Regions from separate parts of the Homo sapiens genome. Here regions 1 and 2 are each linked to region 3. A link is a contact called in ENCODE Hi-C or POLR2A ChIA-PET data. All regions are on one chromosome and are shown on one strand. Each heading gives the region's core, a stretch centred on a gene start or an enhancer-like site at or near the end of the contact. The rest is flanking DNA. Distances are from core to core; before and after follow the strand shown.

Region 1 (2,700 bases), core at 24-2,523, 35 kb before region 3:
TATATTATATATACATATATATATTATATATACATATATATTATATATAATATATATATTTTTATATATATTTTTAATATATATATTTTAAGTAGTGGCACAGAAAGAAGAGATTAGGAGTTGATCTTCAAAAGGCAGAGAAAATTAGAACTAAGGAATTCCTACCTTTTTTAAAAAAGCTAAAAATAATTTTGGGAAGCTCTTTAGACAGTTCACACTGTTGGAGAAAAACCCTGTGATATGAATGGCTTTGAAACCAGCAGCAGAGAAGTAGGTCCTTTCCTGTGGGTATGGGTCCTGGAATGGATTGGGTTTAGGCCCACTTGGCTCACCTGTTAGGAGGATGCTCCTTGGAGCCAGGCCTTGTGGGTATTCTTGGGCAGCGCTTGACTTCTGAGGACATGGGCACATGTTTTCAAGAGACCAGGCAAATTATAGTTGTCTGGGTACCAATTCCATGTGGCAGCCTCCAGTTAAGTGACATCCACATTCTGGTTACCATAAGGATTTTTAATGACCAATGGTATACTGTAGAAAAGGCACATTTTAGGCATTTAGTAAACTAGAGGTATTGATAACTAATAATAACTAATAGTAATAAGTACTGCTGCAGAGGTACTAATAACTAATAGTAAATGTTAGACTCATTTAAGAGCTGGATTAACAATCATTACCTCTAGCATAACACAAACATTCCTGGGTCTGTGCATTTCACATTCCATTTGTTTCAGAGTCTTGTATTTACTGGGTAAATGCCCATGGGAATTCAAATCATGGTTGGGCAAAGTTGGTTTGAGGGTAGGACAGGGAGTACGGGATTAGAGAGGGTAGAAGAGGTACAAGGGCCTCTTCTGACTTGGAGTGTCAGGGACACATTCATGTCAGGGCTTTGGAAGGGCCTCTTGACTGGGGTTTGGTGTGTGGAGAGTGGAAAGCTGAGTTGGGAAGCCTTCTTCTTTCCTCCTAAATTCCACCCTGATAACAACAGAAAAGCATCTTTGGCCTCTATGACATTAAAATATTTGAGCATTAAGGGTCAGGTGCTAGGCTTGAGAAGCTGTTTAAGCCAGGCTAAATACAACTTTAGTGGAGATGTGCTGAGGAATAGGTACACTGTTTCTTTTAGTAACTAATGTTTAATTTTTAGAGAACACAGCAGGCCTTTTGAAGGCAGTTTAAGGAATGGGTGTGGAAGGGGGTGTGGGGGAAGGAAATCTCAGCAGAATGCTTTTAGATATTTCCTGTTACATAAATGCTACATACTTCTCATGCCTTCAGACTCATAGCAAATAGGACTGAAGCCCGTTGAGGCTTACATTTAATTACTGTTACAAAGAATGTAGAAACTATATAGGTAATCAAAGAACCTTAAAAACTGGCACCAAATGCAACTTTTTCTTTTTCATCCAAATCTTACATTGTGGAATTTGAATGTGGTGTGATGAAATACACTTGGACAAAAAATAAGTGTTTGATTTTTAAAAAATGCTTTTGTTTAATTCATAAGACTTTCTGTCATAGTAAAAGAGTCTGTCTTCAGGTAGACATTCCAGATGACAAAGTGTCTCATTTATGGAGTCCCCAGAGTAGTAACTTGATACATTTATGTAGCAGTGTTTTAATGTGTGCTTGTGATGAAGAGTGCCACACTGATATCATACTGTTAGTATCTACCTGTAATGTAATAAATTGAGATCTTGTGTTAGTAATGAGAACATACAAGTTAAAGCTTTCTACTTCTAATTTTGTCCTACATTCTTTTTTTCTCTCATTTATGTTACTCCCTCCCCCAGATATAGCCAGGTTTATCTGTACTAGTGGCTAAAAGACACAGATACTGAAAGCTTTTTTTTTTCTTCCTTGATTTCAGGGAAATTGATAGAATTGGGTAAGGCATTTGGGGTATTTGTCTGCTGTAGCCCGTGGCATTCAGGGATGAGAATAGCCATCAAACTTGTAAATATTTTCTTTATATAAATGTCATGTCTGTCAAGTTCATTGCAGTGCTCCTGTGTCGGCAGAATGTCTCGATTTCAGAACTGGCTATCCCTTGGCTGCTCATTCTGGACAGTGCTCTTCACTTTTGTGAGCCATAGTGTTTTGTAAGGTGGAGCCTCATTAAATCTATCTCACAGGATATTTTTTGCCTATAAAGGAGTTGGAATACATGAGTGAAGCAGGCCTGAGTTCGTGTATATTTGAAACATGCTTCAGCAGGGCCATGAGAAGTCTTGTTTCAGTTGGTGAACAATCTCAAGTCATTTACTCACTTGTTTTTGAAATTAATTCAACCAATATTTGTTGAATATGTATAATGTGTGTTATTCTGTGTACTCTGAAGTATACAAAGATCAGTGATTACAGCCCTGGACCCTCAGGTGTCTAGAATATATAACTAGAAGGTAGTCAATATCATAAGAAAGGTAAGATCAAATACTTTGGGATCCAGGGTAGTCAAAACCTTATTGGATAAAAAGGTAATCTCTCAGCTCTGTGTCCTGAGAGCTGAAGCTCTCCTAAGTTGAAACAATGCTCTTCTTGAACTATCTCCTCACAAATTGGAAGCACAGAGTTCTGTAGGTCTTGCACCAGAGCTTAGACATGTAGTTAATACCAAGGCACCATGTGGCTGGGCAATATGGTTTCTGTCCCAGCCTGTATGACGTCATATATGGATTTGTCATTTGCACCATGGAAATT
Region 2 (2,836 bases), core at 4-2,503, 40 kb after region 3:
TAACCCTTGTGAGAAGACCTTTATTAGTTTGTGACTAAACCAGGCGTGTGCTGCTTTTCTGATCTGTCCAATTTTAGAATTGTTATTACCAAAGTATATATTTGACAACAGGAAAAATATATTTTATCAGTTTGACAACAAATATTTATTGATCATCTGCTGTTTGCTTGGCATGGTTGTAGATGCTTGGGATACAGCTGGTGGGTTGCAGCTTACTTTCCCACGGAGGACAGACAGTGTACACGGAGAATTTCAGCTCCTGAAAAATACTCTGGTCTAAATAAAACAGAGCCGTGGCAGGGGCAGGGGGGCTAGAGAAGTCCTATTTGAAAAGATAACATTTCAGCTAGCATTGGAGGGACAGGGAGTCAACTGCGGGAGATCTGGGGAGAGCTTTCCAGGCAGAAGGAACTGCCAGGACATCTGAGGAACGGAGGGGTGGGCAGTGGCCCTTGGCACAGTGAATGAAGGAAAAACACACACTTTTATAGAGATGCCATGACTTGGAGTTCTTATTCTGCCCATTTTGGTTGGAGACAATGATGATGTCCAGCTCATAAGAATGTTGCTAAGTAAGGTAATGAAGGTAAATAGTAGTAATAATACACATCACTGATAGTTTTAAACATCATTAATATGCCTTCCACAGAATTTATGTGAAGGAGAAACTGATAAAGTAAATGTTACTTTAACTCATGGCTTTGTTTATGTGTTTGTTTACTAATTTATTATCTTTTAAAACTGTAGACTGTGTTGCTAATTATCTGCAAACATTAATGTTTATGTTGATTTCTCTTTAAAGGTTAAAAAGCTAAAGAGAGAGCTCTCACAGATGAAGCAGGAACTGCTCTATAAAGAACAAGGCTTTGAAACATTGCAGCAGTGAGTATGAAAAGACTGAATCAACTTTAGAATAAGCTCCCTAACTAGTATGAATACAAAGAAAATAGAAGTACAGATTACATAAGCGATTTCTTAAAGAAACGTAAAGTAAAAAAGTTCAGAGCTCTACACCAAAAGAAAATAAAGCAATCAACCAACAGATAAAAAAACTTGGGAAAGATCTATGCACTTGAAAAGATCCAAAGTTTTTATTAATCATTGGAGATCCAAAGAAACCAAAGTGAAAAGCCTTTGTCTTACCTTTATCTCCTGGACCCTTGCTGGCCTCCTCTGAGATTGTGGTACAGAGCTAAGAGACTAGGCACAAGAAATTCCTCTCCACATTCGGCTGGGCTGGCTGTACTTGACCCCTGTGTGAGCCTGCAGCTGCCCTGGGCCCTTGGGTGGAGGCGTGTCTGTCTCTCTCTCTCTCTCTGCCAGCCCCAGGGATGACCTAGAGTCTAACCCTGACAGATGGCAGGGGAGCAAGAGCAAGTTAGGATTATTAGCAAAGGAGCGGGAGTGCGCTCCTCACTTCCTGGTTCCTCTACCTTTCCCGTTTGCTACTGAAGTTGGCTGGGCCGTTAGCAGAGCCCTAAGCTGGGCCAGGTAAAGTGGAAATGGAGGTGACAGAGGGTCACAGGATGAGGATATCCCTTCCGCATTCCCGGCCCCTGAAAGCCACTGTTCTCCCTGCTGCTGAGGCCCAGCCTATCCAAACCGTGACAGGCACACCTGAGACTTTCTAATCCTGCAGTCTCCACTCCACAGGGCCTCTCATGGGAGAGAAGCAGTCCATGGTTTTCACAGCCACATGACCACGGAGAGGAGTTAAAACTTCCCTCCTGCTTGGTGCCTCCAAGTGCGGTGCAGTATTTTTAGGGATGTCCCTGGTCAGTTTTGTGTTCAGGCAGGTTTCGTGTTCTTCCCGGCATCTCCCGTGGTAGCACCTCAGGAATGCCAAGCTGGTCTCAGGCGCCACCTCTGTGGAAAGTACCCAGCTGTGTTCCTTTTCCCTGTGGAATCTTACTTTACCTTCTGCTCTTATTTGGGATGCTCCAAGCAGCAAGCCCCTTTAAAGATCCTGTGTGTCACTGGCCAGATAAACAAACTGGTTGTTCTTGTTTGGGTGATTAGTCATATCTTGGGATACGCAGGCACTGCTCTTGACCACCAGTCAGACGCATGACTTTAATTTCACACGTGCTGTTATCATCCAGACTCCTTTTTTCCTGCTTACCGCATAGAATCATGACCCTGATACTCCTTCAGATGCTCCCATCCTAGTGGTTCTCAAACCTGACTGCATATTAGAATAATCTGGAGAGTGCTTAGAAAAATAATGTTTCTAGTCTCTATGCCAGGTATATTTTATGAGATCCCAAGTGCTTCTCAAGTCCAGCCCTGTTGTAAGAACCTCAGCTGGTTGCAGAGCTCCCCGATAAACCAGGCAGAACTAGAATGACATAAATGCATTATTTAGTAATTGTTTATCAGCATAAAGCAGGGCTTCGTGGTGGGGGTGGGGAGAGAAAACAGAGTTTGAAGAGTGCCGTAACGTGTTTAGCCATATGTTCCACATTTTTAAGGCACATGAAATTATAACTCGCGTCACCATTTGGGATTAAAGGTTAGCCAAACTTGCTGTCTTTGTTATATTGATGTAACAATGCTGTATTGTTTCAAAGCAGTTTGCTTGCAAGCAATTTTTATAGGAATCTAAGGCATGTTTAAGAATCTGTCAATAACATTCCACAAGAAAACAATAGACATTTGTTGTAGAAATTCAGGCATTCTCTTGGAATGATTCTAATCCCTTGAACCGAGAGCAGAAAGATATGATATCTAACATCAGAGACCTCTCCTGTTTATCTTAACTATAGACAAAATAAAGCTGTTCTTATTCAAATGTTAACCACCATACTACTAAAACACTGAATGATCAACAATCAAA
Region 3 (2,806 bases), core at 295-2,794:
ACGGTGGGGAAGAAGGAGGACCACAAGTAGATTCAAAGGTCTCAAGAAGCAGGACTTGAGGAAAGCAGGACTTGAGGAAAGACATGCAGGAAATTCAGTGCAGCTGAAGGCTGGTGTGACTGGGGTAACCGGGGGTTTTGACTGGGGCAGGGAACGGGCCAGGTTCTTTTGTCGGGAATCTTTCAAAGCCCTCTTTAATTAAGCCTGTTCCACGGAACTGTACTCTTTTCAGCCAGAAGAAACGCATTTGTCTCTAAACTGCCATGGTACTAGCCACTCATACACTAGCCATGCACATAGCCATTCTCCGCTCAAGGCATTAATTGTGTTCTGCGTACATCTATGTCACTATTTCTTCTACATTTTGTAAGTTTCTTGGAAGGAGGGATCATGCCCGATTATCTTATTTTTCCAAACCCTGTAGTAGATGGCCAATAATTGTCTGTAGAAATTAACGAACAAATAATAAATGAATATAGCAGATACTTTATAAAAAGGAAGATAAGGAAAGTTACTTATATTCATTTGATTTATTCTTCCTAAGCACAGTAGGAAGAACAGAAATATGCATTATAGACAAAAAAAATCTTCTTTGAAGAATCTAATGTTATCTTCCATGATAAGCTCTTGTAATTCACATGTGTTCTCTACCTATAAAGTTTCACATCTATAAAACTGATGGAATGTGAATTCCCTTGAGGTACAGGGCATTTTGACAGTATTATATATTGCTTCTTTAATATAGTAGAAAACAGCAAATTATATTATAATGCCATGAGCTCCCAAGGCCACTGGGTCTTAATAAAAAATACCACATTTGTGTAATATACTTGAGTATTTACATTTAAAAAATAATCTTCACAAATCTATTCTGCAAATACAACGATGGAGATGAAGCACCATCCTGCTTTATGAAGCCTTCTAAGGTGGCTTTGGGAACCCTCTTTTGTAGTTCATATTTGAATTGTGCAGTATTTCAGAAATGAGAATGCTTCCCACTGACTCTCTTGTAATATGCGGTGTTTAAACCAGTCTACTGGAGTGTTTTTCCTGACCTATCCAAGACAAATGCTGATAGTTTATTATCATCATCATTATTGCCCTTTATTCATTTAAGTGTCAGTCAGTGTTTCGTGGCATTTTAGCCAGTGACAAGTATTTTATTGAAATATACCGTGTCCCCAAGATGGAGGGAAATATGATTGGCTGAAACCTCAAAAGATTGAGAGAGAACTGAGAGTACATATCTTATAATTATTATAACTTAAGAACATTTCAGATTTTTAACATACATTTTTAATTTTTATTATCTCTTTATTAGTTTATTAATTATATATCTCATTGTCACAAATTGTTCCAAAACTTAGTGGTTTAAAATAATATTTATTATCTCATGGTTTCTGTGGGCCATGAATCTAGGCAAGACTTAGCTGGATACTCTGGCTCAAGGTCTCTGTGGTAGTTTGCAATCAAGGTGTCAGCCAGGCTGCAGTCATCTCAAGGCTGACTGGAGAAAGATTTGCTTCCAAGCCACTCGTACGGTTGTTGGCAGGATTCACTTCCTTGCTGGCTGCTGGCCACAGGCCTCCCTCATTCCATGCCACGTGGGCCTCTCCACAGGACAGCTCACAACGGGGCAGCTTGCTTTGTTAGAGCCAAAAAGCCAAGAAGAATCAGGGAGAGAGAGAGTGAGCAGGACAACAGCACAGTCTTTTGTAACCTAATCTCAGAAGTAATATCTTGTCACTTATTCTATGTTCTGTTCATTAGAAGCAAGCCATCAGATCTAGCGCATACTCAAGAGGCATAAATTACTAGGAGATGAGGATTATTGGGAGTCATCTACAGTTCTGAAAACTTTTGAAGACCACACATTTATGTTCGTTAGAGGATGAATTCTGTACTTTGAGGCAGGTTGCACTCACATATATAAATATTGGAAATAGATATAGGTATTAAATATTAGGATATTCAGAGACCTGAGTTATAATGAATATTTGAACCTGAGAAGTTTGGACTCTTATTGACTGATCTCTGCCCATCTCCCACATTCTCCAGATGGCTGGGCTGCCTTGTGGTGGTGATGTCCTTGAAGATTCTTGGCTGGAGGGTCTGTCCATCCTGTACATCTCTTGTTTAGACATCAGCTCTAGCATACAGTTTGTTTGTTTTTTTTCACAGTTAGGTGAGATATACATCTTCTGCATATTTAAATATTTACATCTTTAAAATTAGTGTTTAAAATACTACTTTAGAGAAAGCTCAACTTTAGCCAGTGAGTGTGAGGCAAGAGCTCTAGGTCTAAAGCAGTGGTTGCACTGTGCCCGTCCGACTCAGGCCATTTTGTTGATCACCCAGGGCTTCTCTTGGCCTCAAAAGGACCCAGCCTTCACAGCCTGAATCACTTTAGCTTAGAGTCATCCCTTATCCCTAGAGGCCAGGTTAAACACCCACAGAACCAGTCTGGTCTCTGGAAATTCCTGTGGGCCAAGTCAGATGCCCTCTGACTTATTAACGAACAAATAACAAATAAATATAGCAGATTATTCTCTAGGTTTTGACTTGCTGTAGCTCTTGGGGCCAACCAGAAATACTTCGTTGGGCTGCATTAAGATTGAGATTACCAGGCAAAGCTTTTTGAAGACAGTATATGCCCCTGGGCATTCCAGAAAATTGATAGTATTTCTATTCTAATCTATCAGGAACAGGTTCTTACGTTCATATAGTGGCCAGCCCCATGGCCCATCTTGTTTTGATTATACCCAGGATTTAATTTATAGAGGTGACTGAGTGATGATGGGAAGAG

The links. A loop is a pair of places that touch in the nucleus more often than their neighbours do. ChIA-PET counts read pairs that join two places held with the same protein, here RNA polymerase II (POLR2A). Pooled maps may share reads with other maps.
Region 1: a map of IMR-90 shows a loop between it and region 3 (6-fold over the local background). The contact joins two enhancer-like sites. A Hi-C loop is called at or near these places in 2 of 168 maps with a recorded cell type or tissue (HepG2 and IMR-90). POLR2A ChIA-PET finds 5 or more read pairs at or near these places in 5 of 52 experiments (CD4-positive, alpha-beta T cell, H1, T-cell and 2 more).
Region 2: a map of PC-9 shows a loop between it and region 3 (5-fold over the local background). The contact joins the promoter of WWC2-AS1 here to the enhancer-like site in region 3. A Hi-C loop is called at or near these places in 4 of 168 maps with a recorded cell type or tissue (Calu3, PC-3, PC-9 and 1 more) and 1 of 50 pooled maps. POLR2A ChIA-PET finds 5 or more read pairs at or near these places in 6 of 52 experiments (A673, OCI-LY7, PC-3 and 2 more).

The regions. Positions count from the first base shown.
Region 1 is chr4:183,164,363-183,167,062 of GRCh38, forward strand. The region is part of intron 1 of WWC2 (WW and C2 domain containing 2); the gene reads left to right. Among named protein-coding and RNA genes, the nearest start is that of WWC2, 66 kb to the left of the region's middle. Within about 2 kb of position 1,274, at least 3 of the 41 ENCODE cell types and tissues checked have a DNase peak (open chromatin) inside an H3K27ac peak, as active enhancers do.
Region 2 is chr4:183,239,381-183,242,216 of GRCh38, forward strand. It overlaps WWC2-AS1 (WWC2 antisense RNA 1), which reads right to left and starts at 1,254. Exons shown (of 2, transcript NR_126473.1): 1 at 1,144-1,254. WWC2 (WW and C2 domain containing 2) reads left to right here. Exons shown (of 23, transcript NM_024949.6): 5 at 803-882.
Region 3 is chr4:183,199,112-183,201,917 of GRCh38, forward strand. All of the region lies in intron 2 of WWC2 (WW and C2 domain containing 2), which reads left to right. Among named protein-coding and RNA genes, the nearest start is that of WWC2-AS1, 40 kb to the right of the region's middle. Within about 2 kb of position 1,545, at least 5 of the 41 ENCODE cell types and tissues checked have a DNase peak (open chromatin) inside an H3K27ac peak, as active enhancers do; they include PC-3, PC-9 and endothelial cell of umbilical vein, where a contact is called at or near this core.